Linked DNA regions of Homo sapiens: region 2 is linked to region 1. Evidence: chromatin loops called from intact Hi-C (ENCODE). Cell type or tissue: endothelial cell of umbilical vein. All regions are shown on one strand.

Region 1 (8,000 bases):
CCTTCATAGAGAGTTCTAATGTCCATTTGGTTAAAATGATGATATGCTGCCTTTGCCAATCCTGCCACCTCCTGGGGACAGCCTGCCATACACTTGGAAGACTGGGAGCAATTAATATGAAAACAAAGTTGACCTGAGAGGCAAAACAGTTATTAAAATGTTTCAATCAGGTGTGGTAGCTCACATTTGTAAATCCCCCACTTTGGGAGGCTGAGGCAGGAGGATCCCTTGAGGCTAGGAGTTCAAGACCAGACTGGGCAACACGGTGAAACTCTATCTCTGCAGAAATATTATACAAAAAATTAGCCAGGCACAGTGGCATGCACCTGTAGTCCCAGCAGTTCAGGAGGCTGAGGTGGGAGGACTGATTGAGCCCAGGAGATCCAGGCTGCAGTGATCTGTGATCACCCCACTGTACTTCAACCTGGGCAAGAGAGCAAGACCCTGTCTCAAAAAAAATAGTTTCCACTGAACAATTTCCACATCATGGTCACAGCATATTCAGACATATTTCTAATTTAATGTTCAGTGGAGAGAACATGAGTTTTTTTTTTTGAGACAGAGTCTGCCTCTGTCATCCAGGCTGGTGTGCAGTGGTGTGGTCTCGGCTCACTGTAGCCTCTGCCTCCCAGGTTGAAGCAATTCTCCTGCCTCAGCCTCTGAGCAGCTGGGATTACCCAGCTAATTTTTTTTTGTATTTTTGGAAGAGACGGGATTTCACCATATTGGCCAGGCTGGTCTCGAACTCCTGACCCCAAGTGATCTGCCCGTCCCGGCCTCCCAAAGTGCTGGGATTACAGGCAAGAGCTACTGCATCCAGCCCGAACATGAGCTTCTGAGTTAGAGAAATCCATATTCAACCCTGGCTCTGCTCCTTACTAGCTGATTAATTTTGGACAGGTTGCTCAATCTCTCAGATTCTCAATTTCCTCATCTGTAAAACAGGGATACTATTCCTGGGCTTGCCATTAATTAAATTAAATGCATGTAAAACCCATGGCATGGCCCACACACAGGAGGTATTTAATAATGGTTTGTTCCCCTTCCTATTTCCACTTCTTACAAAATCACGAACCGCCCATCAAAAAAGGTCCCCAGATAAAATCATGTACTTTGGTGGTTTTTATTAGTTATGTAGCTATTTCTGTAACCTGCTCATCAGTATGCAATTAAAGAAAAACCAAAATCCTTGAGATCTACCCCATATATTAAATCAGGGGAACTGTTTTTGATTAGGGAAGAGGTGCCCAATTGTCTCCTCTCAACTTATGAAACTACTCTTTTATAGTTGCTAACAGCATGGGCTTTAGCTGTGTGATCTTGGGCAAGTTAACCTCTCTGGTCCTCAATCTTTTTGTCTGTAGAATAGGGACATAAACAGGTTGCTGTGAGGTCTTATGTGAAATAATCCCTTAGCACAGTGCCTGGCACACGGTAAACAAAAGCTTCAGTTGCTTGGCACAGATATACAAAGATTAAACCCCAACCAAATTAGAATTAGCGTTCTGAGGCAGGCAAACAGATGATCTGGAAGGGACTCAAAATCGGCGCTCACCCTTGGTTGCATTCTATGTATCTTGCGGCAAACTTCTCCATTAATCGGTCAATCTTTTGGGCTTCTCCAGGTAGGCGGAAACCTTCTAGGAATGTCCGCAGGGCTGAGACAAATTCTTTTTCACAGAAGTCAAGTTGGTCCACGTAGGCATACATCACCTCCTTGTTGAACCTTGCGCTATCTCCCAGAAAATCGCCTACTTGGGTCTGAAACATACACACTCACTTATATCCAGAAATTGTCAAATACGAACCCTCAGCAAAAGCCAGCAGCCAAAGGGTGGAGTCAGAATAGCCTGGCCCTAACTGCCCAGAATAGGCTGGACTGGTAAAAAAGCTAGGGAACTCCCTGACCTGCCCACCCACCCACCCATTCCAGAAGCAGCCTGTCCTGCATGGATGAAGGAAGAGGAGGGGGCACAAGAGACTTAAAATGGAGAGAATGACGGGGCACACTAAGGAGGTTAGTTGCAGACAGGCAGCCGTAAGAACTTTCTAGCAGTCAAGGAACACTTCCAGCTCTGACTCTCTTCCAGCAAATATGCAGCCACCTGCTGGGAGGCTAGTTTATTCCCATCAAAGAGCTTTCTGCAACACTAGCCAACGGGATACACAGGACTGCTGTAACCCGGGGGTGGACAATAGACAATGTATAACCCGGGGGTGGACAACAGACAATGTACTTAGGGCCAGACAATCTCGAGGTTAAAACTGGTAAGGGCTCACAATCACCTGACAGAACTCACATGCAAGTGCTACACCCCCAAGCCTTACGGAATCCAGGCGCTCCTCCTGGTGCAGGAATTGGGCTATGTCTTCAACTGACGTTCCCAGCATGCCCTGCTCCTGGAGAAACTGGATCCCCCTCTTGGGTTTCTTGTTGAACCTGTTTCAAGCAGAGATGGGACACAAGTTGCTTATTTCAAAATCTGGAGGATAGCAAAAGCTGGTATTTGAGATAAATAATAATAGAATACTATGAACATGCCATCACGTATAAGCTAGCAAGGTCATGTCTGTCCTGGCAGCTTTTCTAAATTCCACCTTCAATTTCTGACCCAGCTATACCTGGTCAGAGTCTGCTGATTGTCACCTCATATCCACTCTCCCCTTCTCCAACACTAATAGAACCCTACGTGTTAGCTGGACACACTGCCATGTGGAATAAAAAGAACATTTCCCTGCCTCCCTTAAATAAAGGATGGCCATGTGATAAACTTCTAGCCAGTGAGATATGAGCAGAAGTGGTGTGGGTACTTCTAGGAAGGACCCTTAAACAAAGCTGACTCAGGTGGGAAGTCTGCTTTTTTCTCTTTTTGTTCTTTCCCTCCTCCTCTCCAGAATGTTTGTGGGATGGCTGGTACTCCAGCAGTCATCTTATACCATGAGGCCACCCTCTCTGGCTAAGTATGGTGAAGCAGACAGATAAAAGGAGCCTGGATCTCTGATGTCCTTAAGGGCCACCGTAGCAGCCTTAGACTGTCCACTTTTGGATTTCCTTGAGAGAGAAATACATAGTTAAGCATGTTATTTTGTATTTATTTTTTTCTTTCTCTACTTTTTTTTTTTTTTAAGAGACAGGGTCTCACTGTGTTGACCAGGCTGGTCTGGAACTCCAAGTGATCCTCCCACCTTAGCCTCCCAACGTGCTGGGATAACGGGCATGAGCCACCATGCCCAGCCCATTTTTTATTTCCTGCTAAAGGAAGGCAAAGCTAACCAATGTATAGACTCAACTTATTATTTACCAGGCCTGAGCTGGAGGGTGATATTCATGAGTAAGCACAAACTGGCAAGCGTCATGAAAGATACAAATAGGGGCAAGGGCAGAACTTAACTTGGGACCTGTTTAGATAGTGCAGTTGCTGAAGGCCTCTTTGAGTAAGAGATGTTTTACCAAGTCTGAGGGATGGAAAAAAGCCAAGAGAATTTCAAGCACAAGGCACCATGGTAAAAAGAGCTGAAGGTGTTCAAGGGACTGAAAATACATTGTGTGACTCAGGGGAATTGGCAGGAGATGAGATCAGCAAGGGAGGCCAGGGGCTGGGTCAGGCCATGGTGCAGAACAGGAAACCTGGAATGATTTAGGCAGGAGAGTGATAAGACTTGATTTATGTTTTAAAAAGATTACTTTAGCTGCTGTGGGCAGAATACACTAGAGGGAGGTGGAGTGGCGGCAGTAGAAATGAGAAGATCAAACATGTCAGTTAATAAGTGAGTACTGTAATTTCAACTCTTAAGTTGAACTTACTAAGTTAACTAATCATTTACAAGTTGGAATATATGATTGTGTATGTGTTGATGTGTGTAAAAGACTGGAAAGAAACATAAAGATTTGCCAATGATTGTGATGATGGTGCTGTGGTTATATGGGAGAATGTCCTTTATTTTTCAAAGAGATTCAGTTAAGGTCTCATGATGGCTACCAATTACTTTCAAAATGGTTCAGAAAAATATATACGTAAATAAAACAAGTAAGATTCCGTCCCAAGATGGCCAAATAGGAACAGCTCCGGTCTGCAGCTCCCAGTGTGATCGACGCAGAAGACGGTGATTTCTGCATTTCCAACTGAGGTACCTGGTTCATCTCACTGGGACTGGTTGGACAGTGGGTGCAGCCCACGTAGGGTGAGCTGAAGCAGGGCGGGGCATCGCTTTACCCGGGAAGCGTAAGGGGTCGGAGGATTTTCCATTCCTAGCCAAGGGAAGCCATGACAGACTGTACCTGGAAAATCGGGACACTCCTGCCCAAATACTGCACTTCTCCAATGGTCTTAGCAAATGGCACACCAGGAGATTATATCCTGTGCCTGGCTCAGCAGGTCCCACGCCCACGGAGCCTTGCTCACTGCTGGCTCAGCAGTCTGAGATTGACCTGTGAGGCAGCAGCCTGGCAGGGGGAGGGGTGTCTGCCATTGCTGAGGCTTGAGTAGGTAAACAAAGTGCTGGTGAAGCTCGAACTGGGCAGAGCCCACCACAGCTCTGCAAGGGCTGCTGCCTCTATAGACCCTACCTCTGGGGGCAGGGCATAGCTGAACAAAAGGCAGCAGAAACTTCTGCAGACTTAAACATCCCTGTCTGACAGCTCTCAGCAGTGGTTCTCCCAGCATGGTGTTTGAGCTCTGAGAACAGCCTGCCTCCTCAAGTGGGACCCTGACCCCCATGTAGCCTAACTGGGAGACACCTCCCAGAAAGGGCCGACTGACACCTCATACAGGCGGGTGCCCCTCTGGGACGATGCTTCCAGAGGAAGGATCAGGCAGCAATATTTGCTGTTCTGCAATATTTGCTGTTCTGCAGCCTCTGCTGGTGATACCCAGGCAAACAGGGTCTGGAGTGGACCTCCAGCAAACTCCCACAGACCTGCAGCTGAGGGACCTGACTGTTAGAAGGAAAGCTACAAACAGAAAGGAATAGCAACATCAACAAATAAAATGACATCCACACCAAAACCCCATCTGTAGGTCACCAGCATCAAAGACCAAAGATAGATAAAACCACAAAGATGGGGAGACACCAGAGCAGAAAAGCTGAAAATTCTAAAAACCAGAGCACCTCTTTTCCTCCAAAGGATTGCAGCTCCTCCCCAGCAACAGAACAAAGATGGATGGAAATGACTTTGACAAGCTGACAGAAGTAGGCTTCAGAAAGTCACTAATAACAAACTTCTCCAAGCTAAAGGAGGATGTTCGAACCCATCGCAAGGAAGCTAAGAACCTTGAAAAAAGATTAGACGAATGGCTAACTAGAATAAACAGTGTAGAGAAGACCTTAAATGACCTGGTGGAGCTGAAAACCATGGCATGAGAACTACATGACGCATGCACAAGCTTCAATAGCAGATTTGATCAAGTGGAAGAAAGGGTATCAGTGACTGAAGATCAAATTAATGAAATAAAGTGAGAAGAGAAGTTTACAGAAAAAAGAATAAAAAGAAACGAACAAAGCCTCCAAGAAATATGGGACTATGTGAAAAGACCAAATCTACGTTTGATTGGTATGCCTGAAAGTGACAGGGAGAATGGAACCAAGTTGGAAAACACTCTGCAGGATATTATCCAGGAGAACTTCCCCAACCTAGCAAGGCAGGCCAACTTTCAAATTCAGGAAATACAGAGAACACCACAAAGATACTCCTAGAGAAGAGCAACCCCAAGACATATAATTGTCAGATTCACCAAGGTTGAAATGAAGGAAAAAATGTTAAGGGCAGCCAGAGAGAAAGGTCGGGTTACCCACTATGGGAAGCCCATCAGACTAATAGCGGATCTCTCAGCAGAAACTCTACAAGCCAGAAGAGAGTGAGGGCCAATATTCAACATTCTTAAAGAAAAGAACTTTCAACCCAGAATTTCATATCCAGCCAAACTAAACTTCATAAGTGAAGGAGAAATAAAATCTTTTACAGACAAGCAAATGCTGAGAGATTTTGTCACCACCAGGCCTGCCTTACAAGAGCTCCTGAAGGAAGCACTAAACATAGAAAGGAACAACTGGTACAAGCCACTGCAAAACCATGCCAAATTGTAAAGACCATCGATGCTAGGAAGAAACTGCATCAACTAACGGGCAAAATAACCAGCTAACATTATAATGACAGGATCAAATTCACACATAACAATATTAACTTGAAATGTAATGGGGATAAATGCCCCAATTAAAAGACACAGACTGGCAAACTGGATAAAGAGTCAAGACCTCAGTGTGCTATATTCAGGAGACCCATCTCACGTGCAGAGACACACACAGGCTCAAAATATAGGGATGGAGGAAGATCTACCAAGCAAATGGAAAGCAAAAAAAAGCATGGGTTGCAATCCTAGTCTCTGATAAAACAGACTTTAAACCAACAAAGATCGAAAGAGACAAAGAAGGCCATTACATAATGGTAAAGGGATCAATTCAACAAGAAGAGCTAACTATCCTAAATATATATGCACCCAATACGGGAGCACCTAGATTCATAAAGCAAGTCCTTAGAGACCTACAAAGAGACTTAGACTCCCAAACAAAAATACTGGGAGACTTTAACACCCCACTGTCAATATTAGACAGATCAACAAGACAGAAGGTTAACAAGGATATCCACAACTTGAACTCAGCTCTGCACCAAGTGGACCTAATAGACATCTACAGAACTCTCCACCCCAAACCAACAGAATATACATTCTTCTCAGCACCACATTGCACTTATTCCAAAATTGACCACATAGTTGGAAGTAAAGCACTCCTCAGCAAATGCAAAAGAACAGAAATCACAACAAACTGTCTCTCAGACCACAGTGCAATCAAATTAGAACTCAGGATTAAGAAACTCACTCAAAACCACACAACTACATGGAAACTGAACAACCTCCTCCTGAATGACTACTGGGTACATAACGAAATTAAGGCAGAAATAAAGATGTTATTTGGAACCAAGGAGAACAAAGAAACAACGTACCAGAGTCTCTGGGACACATTTAAAGCAGTGTGTAGAGGGAAATTTATAGCACTAAATGCCCACAAGAGAAAGCAGGAAAGATCTAAAATTGACACACTAACATCACAATTAAAAGAACTAGAGAAGCAAGAACAAACAAATTCAAAAGCTAACAGAAGGCAAGAAATAACTAAGATCAGAGCAGAACTGAAGGAGATAGAGACATAAAAAACCCTTCAAAAAAAAATCAACGAATCCAGGAGCTGTTTTTTTAAAAAAGATCAACAAAATTGATAGACTGCTAGCAAGACTAATAAAGAAGAAAATAAAGAGAAGAATCAAACAGACACAATAAAAAATGATAAAGGGGATATCACCACCGATCCCACAGAAATACAAATTACCATCAGAAAATACTATAAACACCTCTACGCAAATAAACTAGAAAATCTAGAAGCAATGGATAAATTCCTCGACACATACACCCTCCCAAGACTAAACCAGGAAGAAGTTGAATCCCTGAATAGACCAATAACAGGCTCTGAAATTGAGGCAATAATTAATAGCCTACCAACCAGAAAAAGTCCAGGACCAGATGGATTCAAAGTCGAATCCTATCAGAGGTACAAAGAGGAGCTGGTACCATTCCTTCTGAAACTATTCCAATCAATAGAAAAAGAGGGAATCCTCCCTAACTCATTTTATGAGGCCAGCATCATCCTGATACCAAAGCCTGGCAGAGACACAATAAAAAAAGAGAATTTTAGACGAATATCCCTGATGAACATCAATGTGAAAATCCTCAATAAAATACTGGCAAACCGAATCCAGCAGCACATCAAAAAGCTTATCCACCACGATCAAGTCAGCTTCATCCCTGGGAAGCAAGGCTGGTTCAACATACACAAATCAATAAACGTAATCCATCACATAAACAGAACCAATGACAAAGACCACATGATTATCTCAATAGATGCAAAAAAGGCCTTCAACAAAATTCAACAGCCCTTCATGCTAAAAACTC
Region 2 (8,000 bases), 350 kb after region 1:
ACATCCAGGCTTAGACGAAAGGAAAGCCGTGATTGATTTGTGAGGTCTGCACTGGATTGGCTATAGCTGTGGGGAGTCTTGGTCTCAGAGCAGCAGGAAGGAGTGCTGAGATTGATGAATAATGCCTGCCATGGGTGTGGTACCATGAAATAGCACACTTACCCTCTGTGGACCCGATAATGCCCAGGAGTCCTGCCAGCTCCCTTGATCTAGGATTATGAGCTCTGGGATCTGTGATGGGACATAGGCCTTTGTGCCACCGTTCTCCAACACTACCTCCGTCCCTTCCCTGGCCCTCATGCCACTTTCCTGCCCCAGAGTTTAAACAGAAAGAAGAGTGTACAATCCGTGGCCGGAGCCTGATCCAGATTAGCATCCAGGAGGACCCCTGGAACCTCCCCAACTCCATCAAGACCCTGGTGGACAACATTCAGAGATATGTGGAAGGTCGGTGGGCAGGGAGGGTGCATCATGGTGGGGAGGGGGCCATGGCTTTTGGTGTGGAACCTGAGAGAATCAGGAATGGATCCAGTTCTGTGACCCCTGTTTCTCCATGACCAGGGAGAGGACAAGAGAAGTGATGCCCTCTCTCAGCTGAGTGTCCTGCCCTGGGCAGGATGTGACTTGAGCCCAGGAGTTTGAGACCTGGGCAACATAGTGAGACCCTGTCTCTATCAAAACAAAAATCAGAAACAAAACAAAACAAAACAAAGCCCTGACTTTGGAGGTTGAAAAGGCTGAACCTGTTCTTTCTCAGCTTCCAAAGCATTGGATGTGTGAGTTCCTGTTATTATCAGGGTATGAGGGACACCGGCTGGCAGCCCACTGACCAGATTCAGGCCCACAGATAGGTTTCGATGCTGCAGCAGCAAAAACTGTGACTCTGCTTCCAGCTTGACAAAGGTTCTCACATAGAAACTTGGATTTCTGGCTGCTCTTGAACAACACGAAGATCTGGTGACTCTAGGCCCAGTCTCCCATCCTCCCTTGGTGGAGAGGAGTGGCGGCCGCTCTGTGTACGTGGGGCCGAGGTGCTTTCCAGTTCACCCCAGTCTCCACCACTCCCTGTGGCTTGGCGTCTGCTCCACGCATCTTACATCACCTGCCTGGCCCTTGCCGGCATTTGCGTCTGAGACTCCTGCGTTAGAAGGATCCGGACGAGGGAGATGTTTGACCAGGACAGTGGGAGATTAGAGGACTCTGGGCTGTTCCCTCGGGGAATGGCAGCCTCTGAGTCGGAGTCTCTGCTGCTTCTGATCTGTCCTGTTCTCCAAAAGTGTAACCAGTGAGGAGCATCGACTCTGGGTCCAGACCACCAGGGCTTGAATCCCAGCTCACCCACTTACTGGCTGTGTGATCATGGCGAGTTCCTTGACGCCTCTGGCCTTAGCTTCTTCCTGTGTCAAATGGGCCCACAGTGCTGCCTCCTTCCCGTGTGGTCAGGAGGATTAAATGAGTCAGCATAGGTCATGCGCTCAGTGCCCTGGCTGCCTGGCGTGGTGACTCCTGGCCTGGCTTCCTGGTGTGGTGAGTTCTGGCCTGGCTGCCTGGCGTGGTGAGTCCTGCCGTGGTGCCTGGCGTGGTGAGTCCTGACAAGAGCGCACCACTGCAGCTGCTCTCGTTCTTACCCTGCCCAGCCCTGAGTCCTGCAGTCCTCCCTGGGGAAGAAGGCACCTAATAAACCAAATCCAAAGCCCTTCCACATCTTTCTAAGCCCTTTTGTGGGCCGAGGAGCATCTTTTTTAAGGAAAGAGAACAGGATGTTGGGCCTGGAAGAATTGAGCTTTTTTTGCAGGACAGGGCGTGTGTAGGGCCATGCCCATGTAGGATGAGAATATGTATGTGAGGCTGTTAGGAGTGTGTGTCTTATGTGTGCACTCGTGTGTCTGTTGTGTGTCTGTGTGGATGTGTGTGTACCTGTGTGTGTACATATGTATGTGAGTCTGCAGATGAGTGCACGTGTGTGGTGTGCACTTGTGTGTCTGCTGTGTGCTTGTGTGGGCGCATGTGTACCTGCGTGTGTACATATGTGAGTCTACGTATGAGTATATGTGTGTGTCTCTGTGTGTGGCATGCACTTGGGTGTCTGTTGATGTGTGAGTGTGTGTGTGTATGGATACGTGTGTATCTAGGTTGTACGTGTGTGTGACCATACTTATGTGAACAAGGTGTGGGGCAGGGGCTGTGGCCCAGGGATTAAAGGGGCTGGTTCCATCTGTGTCCCAGGCTTGCACGTACAGATGGGGCTCACAGTTGGGGTTCCACTGCCTGAGGTCAGGGGTTCCTGGAGTTTACCTGACAATCAATAAAACCTCCTTGAGCACAGCCTTGGGTGCCAGGGCTTTGCTGTGAAGGGTCAGAGCACCTTGGGAGGTGCCATGGGGAGGGGCCCGGTTCTGCCCTCACCTCTTGCTGCCCCCTCCCAGCCCGTCCCCCTTTCTGTCTCCCTTCTCCTTCCAGATGGGAAGAACCAGCTGCTCCTGGCCTTGCTGAAGTGCACAGGTGAGGCCTTTAAAGGTGTGTGGGGGGCACATACCCGGCCTCTTCCACCACCCAAGGCCGACCATCCATGCCCTCGGGGCCTGGACGGGGGGAGGCAACGCTTTGGCCTGGAGCCCCTCCAAGAGCTACTTGAAACTTGCTTCTTCCTCTTGTGTCCAAGGGACAAGTCTCAGGGCACTGGAGCCAGGAGCCCTGTCCTGTGCCACTGCCCAGGCCTGGGTGGATGTTGACGGGGCCCCGGGATAGAGGACGATGTTAGGGGGCCTTGTGCCGGTAGAGCCTTCAGCCCCAGCCTGGGGGCTTCCACCCAGCAGAGAGTGGGGAAGAGGAAGGGGGAGGAGGTAGCGGGAGAATCTTGGAGACCTTCTCTATCCCTGCCTTCTTTCTAGAAATTAGCCAAGGGGGTGCTACTGCAGGATCTGGGTCAAATTTGGTCACTAAAAAACTCACTGGCCAGAAGCCGGCCATTGGAAATAATTCCTTCCAGAAGATTGGGACCCTGAGAGACCAATTGCTTGAAACTGGCCAGTTCTTCAGACCATGCCAAGGTCAAGGACAGGGGCAAGGGCAGAGGTGGGGGAAGGAAGAAAGCATAGTTCTCCAAAATAGAGAAAATGCTAAACTGCATTTCTGAACATGTGCAGCTTGGCAGAAGAGCTTAGCACCATTGGCATTCTACTGGCCAAGGCCAAGGAATCCCATAATGAGAGGAGAAATGGCTGAGGGTGAGGGTCTTGGGAAACCCTTAGGAAAATCACAAGATGTTTGTTTGTTTGTTTGGTTTTCAAAGCAGGCAGATGAGTCACTGAGAGAACAGTTTTGGCAAATGGGCTTGCTTTTCGTAGAATTGATTTTTGTGGAATTGGCTTTTGGTGGCTGGGATGTCCACCAAAAAGTAATTTCTGGCCTGATGTTAGCCCTTTGCTGGGGGTTCCATGAGGGGTCCTGGACCCAGGGTTTTGGGGGGTGGGCCTCCTGGTGGCACGGGAGCGCCCCTCCAGCAAGGCCTCCTGCCCTCTGCCCCCAGACACGGAGCTGCAGCTGCGCAGAGACGCGATCTTCTGCCAGGCCCTGGTGGCCGCCGTGTGCACCTTCTCCAAGCAGCTGCTGGCGGCCCTGGGCTACCGCTACAACAACAATGGCGAGTACGAGGAGAGCAGCCGCGACGCCAGCCGCAAGTGGCTGGAGCAGGTGGCGGCCACGGGCGTCCTGCTGCACTGCCAGTCCCTGCTCTCGCCAGCCACAGTGGTGAGTGAGTGGGGCGGGAGGGCGGCCCCGCTGGCCCACCCACTGGTGCCCGCCCAGGCCGGGTCGAGGGAGCCCTTGCCCACTTACTCAGGCTCCCCCTGGCCTCGTCATTCCCGCAGCAGCTATTTGTTGAGCACCTGTGTGCTGTTTTATAGGCACTGAAGGTCCAGCAGTGAACAAAACAGAGTCCCTGTACCCAGGGATCTTCTGTCCCAGTGGGAGGGAGGGAGGCACACACACACAGATAACAGAATCCATGCTACAGACCAGCGGCTCTCAGCCCAGGGCAGTTTCCCCACTAGGGGACACTTGGTAATGTCTGGAGATGTTTTTGGTTGTGACAACTGAGGGCCTGAGGTGGGAGTGGGGTGGTGGAAGCCAGGGATGCTGCTGGACATCCGGCCAGGACCTGAGAGTCACCAGTGCCTCTGAGGTTGGCTCCTGGAGCCCCTGCTGCTGGCTGGTGGGGAGGCCTGGCCTTGGAGCGCCCTCTGCTGGCTGCTGCTGCACAAGACGCCTGCCTGGCACAGATTGGCCATCACTTGATTCTCAGAATGCACAACCTGGGGCCCAGGGAGGAAGCAGGGAACACTCAGCCCTCCCCTTCCTCTTCTCACATGGGGATGCTGGGCCAAGTTCCTTCATTCTCCAAACACCACGATGTGCCAGGCCCTGAGCTGGGAGCTGGGGGCCTGAAGCTGACTTCCTAGTTGGGGGAAGCAGCTTGAGAAGAAGAAAGGACAGAGGAGGGAAGGAAGGTGGGGAGAAGGCAATCTCTACAGGAAGCTTGGCGGGCACTGCAGCTTCTCTGTCAGAGACAGCCTGTGTGAGGTGGTGACGCTTGAGCTGAGACCTCAGCCAGCCAGGCAGACAGTGTGAGGAAGAGTGTGCGGGGTAGAGGGACCAGCATGTACAAAGGCCCCGAAGAGTGGCTGGTGTGACCAGAGGGGAGCGGCAGGGGCTAGGGAGATGTGGGGACCAGTTCTGTAGGGCCTGAGACTTTAATCTGGAAGCAGTGGAGGGTTCAGAGGCTTGGAGCTGGGTGAGTGATATAATTTGGGTTAAGTTTTCAAAACATGACTTGTAGGATGTATTGTTTGGGGGCAGAGAGTGGCAGAAGGGAAACCTGGTGTCATCTTGACAAGAGATGGTGGACCCTTGAACCTGGGTGGTGGCCAGGAAGCTGGAGGGAGATGGGTGGGTCTGGAGGATGTTTTAGTGTCACCCCATCAGACTTGGTGATGGACCAGGCCCAGGGTGAGCGGGAGAGAAACTGAGAAGTCAAAGGTTTGGATCTTGGATGACCGAATGAACGCTGGTGCTATTTGCTGACATGGGACCGACTGGGGGAGGTTGAGGAAGGAATTGGGGACTTTTATTTGAGTGTGTTAGGCTCAAAAAGGTTAAGTTAGAAGCCTGGTTGGTGATCCAGGCAAGAGAGGCAGTGACTTTACTAGGATCACTCAGTGAATTAAGGCAGAGATGGGTTCTATGACCCTTGAAAGTGCAGGACAAGCCACAGAGCACACCATGATTTCACATCCACTCTGGAGAGTCACGCTCAGGACCTGGCACCCAGGGGGCCCACAGTGTGGAGTGCCGACTAGAGTTGAATTCAGCATCTTGATAGGAAACCCTGGGGCAGGGTTGGCATCTGAGACTCCTCCGCGCTGTCTTCTTCCTGCAGAAGGAGGAACGGACCATGCTGGAGGACATCTGGGTGACGCTGTCAGAGCTGGACAATGTCACCTTCTCCTTTAAGCAGCTGGACGAGAACTATGTGGCCAGTGAGTGATTTCTCCCATCCCCCACTGTGAGAGGTGGGGTCCTGGGGTGGAAGGGACAGCTCTCTGGGGTCACCCTGTCCTTCCCCTGCCTCTGGGCCAGCTGCCCAAGGTGGGCTCAGTACTCAGTGCTGTCAAACCTCATGCCTCCAACATGAGTGTGAGAGCCGAACTTTGGGGCACACATGGAAAAAGAGGGGTTTCTTTTTGTATGAACCCGGCTATTTCCAACAGCTCTTAAAAGAGAATGACACTGGTACCCAATTCTTAATAAAATTATTCCCTAGAGATGTGAAAACTTAAGATTTTTAAAGGGCTTAAATAAGTACCATAATTAAGTTCCATCCTCCCTTCCTCCCTTGCTCGTGTCCTCACCTCTCCTTCCTCCACGCTTTCTCCCCTTTCTCCCTTTTTCTTTCTGTCTTTCTCTCTGTGTCTATTTTCCACCCATCCTTCCACCTGCCCACCCATTTATTTATCCATCCATCCATCCATCCATCCATGCATCCATCCATCCATCCATCCATCCATCCACCCACCCATGTGTCCATGCATCCATCCATCCAGGCATCCATGCATCCATCCATCCATCCGTCCATCCATCCATCCATCCCACTCATCCATCCATCCATGCATCCATTCATCCATCGATCCATCCAAACATCTGTCCATCCATCCATCCATCCATCCAACCATCATCCATCCGTCCATCCATCCATCTATTTACATGTCCATAATTTTGAGCACATAGTATATGTCAGGCTGCGTTTTGGGCCATGTAACATGGTCCTCATTCCTACCCTCCTGGAGCTCATAGTCTAGACCAGTGCGTCTCAGCCCTGCTTGCACTCTGGAATCATTGAGGGAACTTTGCAACGATCCCAGGGCCCTGGGCCCTAGCGATTCTGATCGGTTTGTGGGGTGGGGTCTGGGTGCTGGGTAGTCTGGATGTGCAGCCAGGGCTGGGAACTTCTGGGCTTGCTTCTGAAAGCAGGGGTTCTCAGAGCGTGGCCCCTGGACCAGCAGCACCTGGGGGCTTGATAGAAAGGCATATTCTCCGGCCCAGCCAGAACTACGGCCTCAGAAACTCTGGAGGTGGAGTCCAGAGGCCTGTATGCTGAAAGCCCTCCAGGGGCTTCTGAGGCATGTGGGTTTAATTAGGAACCAGGCACTGGATTAGTGTTTCTCAGTTTTTTCATTTCATTAGATTTTATTTAATTTCATAAAAAACCTTTTTAGTCAATTTTTCCTAATTGCTGCACCCCCATGAAATTATACTACTACGGGTATACCCTGTGTCTGTTTATCTGTGCATCTGTGCTTATTATACATTAAAAGAGGAAAGTGTTTTCATTCTCCTTCCCACGAGCCAGTTTTCACCTCCTTGGGGACAGTGTCTCTCCTGCTGAAAATGCATGGACTAGAGTCTAGATGAAGGGCAGGTTCTCTTTGAGTAGCAATTGGAATTGATAGGCAGCAGCAGCTGCCTGTCTCCAGGCTGAGATTGGCTCGGGCAGAGCTTTGATCGATGAGTGATGTCTGCCATGGGTGCAGGATGGGGTCTGGGTGCCATATTTTGCACCCCCTGCCCTAAGCGCTTCCTTCTGGCTATGAATCAGATGTATACCCTGTTTGAGGGCAGCTTTTCCCAGGCAGGGGCCATGGGCTACCGGGTGAGGGTACAAGGAGCGCTGGGGAAGCTCTGACCCCAAATGCTGTGGACCCCCTAAGTAGGCAGAGTCCGCATCAGGTTCAAGAATTAAGCAGCGGAACTAGGAGCTGATGAAGCAGGCGAAAGGGAGGTGTCAGCTGCAGTTCTTCGGAGAGTGAGAGGGAAGGGCTGCTGGAGGCTGTCCCTAGAGGGCAGGAGGGCAGGGAGGTCTGAGGCTACCCCTGTAGAGTCGGGAGAACAGGGAGGTCCCAGGGTGCCCCCCTGGACCTGGGGGCAGGGAGGTGCCAGCTGTTCTGGAGAGGTGTGCCAGGGCTTCCCCTGGCCTTGGCCTCGGTGGTGAGTCATCCTGCCCCATATCCTTCCGCAGACACCAACGTCTTCTACCACATTGAGGGCAGCCGGCAGGCGCTGAAGGTCATCTTCTACCTCGACAGCTACCACTTCTCCAAGCTGCCCTCCCGCCTGGAGGGTGGGGCCAGCCTGAGGCTGCACACAGCGCTGTTCACGAAAGGTGAGCTTCAGGCCTGGGGCAGGGAGGACCACGGGGGCCGGGCCAAGGCCACCAAGCACACCGGCTCCCAACCGCCTGCCCGCCCCCGACATCTCCCCTCCCAGTGCTGGAGAACGTGGAGGGGCTGCCTTCTCCAGGCAGCCAGGCCGCGGAGGATTTGCAGCAGGACATCAACGCGCAGTCCCTGGAGAAAGTTCAGCAGTATTACCGCAAACTCAGGTATCCGCCTGGGGTCCCCGTTGGGGGCAGGAGTCAGGAAACCTCCACGTGGAGTGGGCATTAG

What was found. Peaks named below come from ENCODE experiments on the same cell type or tissue, not always from the same donor. Only the 100,000 strongest peaks of a DNase experiment are listed, where the experiment ranks them.
Region 2: a loop joins it to region 1, with 5 times the contacts of the local background. A loop is called at or near these places in 2 of 110 quality-filtered maps.

The regions. Positions count from the first base shown.
Region 1 is chr20:48,979,169-48,987,168 of GRCh38, reverse strand. It overlaps ARFGEF2 (ARF guanine nucleotide exchange factor 2), which reads right to left. Exons shown (of 39, transcript NM_006420.3): 15 at 2,329-2,440; 16 at 1,556-1,761. Among named protein-coding and RNA genes, the nearest start is that of ARFGEF2, 61 kb to the right of the region's middle. In endothelial cell of umbilical vein, CTCF peaks have their summits at 90 (motif pointing left) and 3,708 (motif pointing right); a DNase peak (open chromatin) is centred at 3,568; H3K27ac peaks cover 1,812 bases.
Region 2 is chr20:48,632,213-48,640,212 of GRCh38, reverse strand. PREX1 (phosphatidylinositol-3,4,5-trisphosphate dependent Rac exchange factor 1) reads left to right here. Exons shown (of 40, transcript NM_020820.4): 30 at 319-447; 31 at 2,461-2,502; 32 at 3,530-3,750; 33 at 5,438-5,537; 34 at 7,574-7,717; 35 at 7,822-7,936. Among named protein-coding and RNA genes, the nearest start is that of PREX1, 190 kb to the left of the region's middle. RefSeq lists enhancers at 1,368-1,662, 4,036-4,175. In endothelial cell of umbilical vein, a CTCF peak has its summit at 4,254 (motif pointing left); DNase peaks (open chromatin) are centred at 1,482 and 4,242; H3K27ac peaks cover 1,101 bases.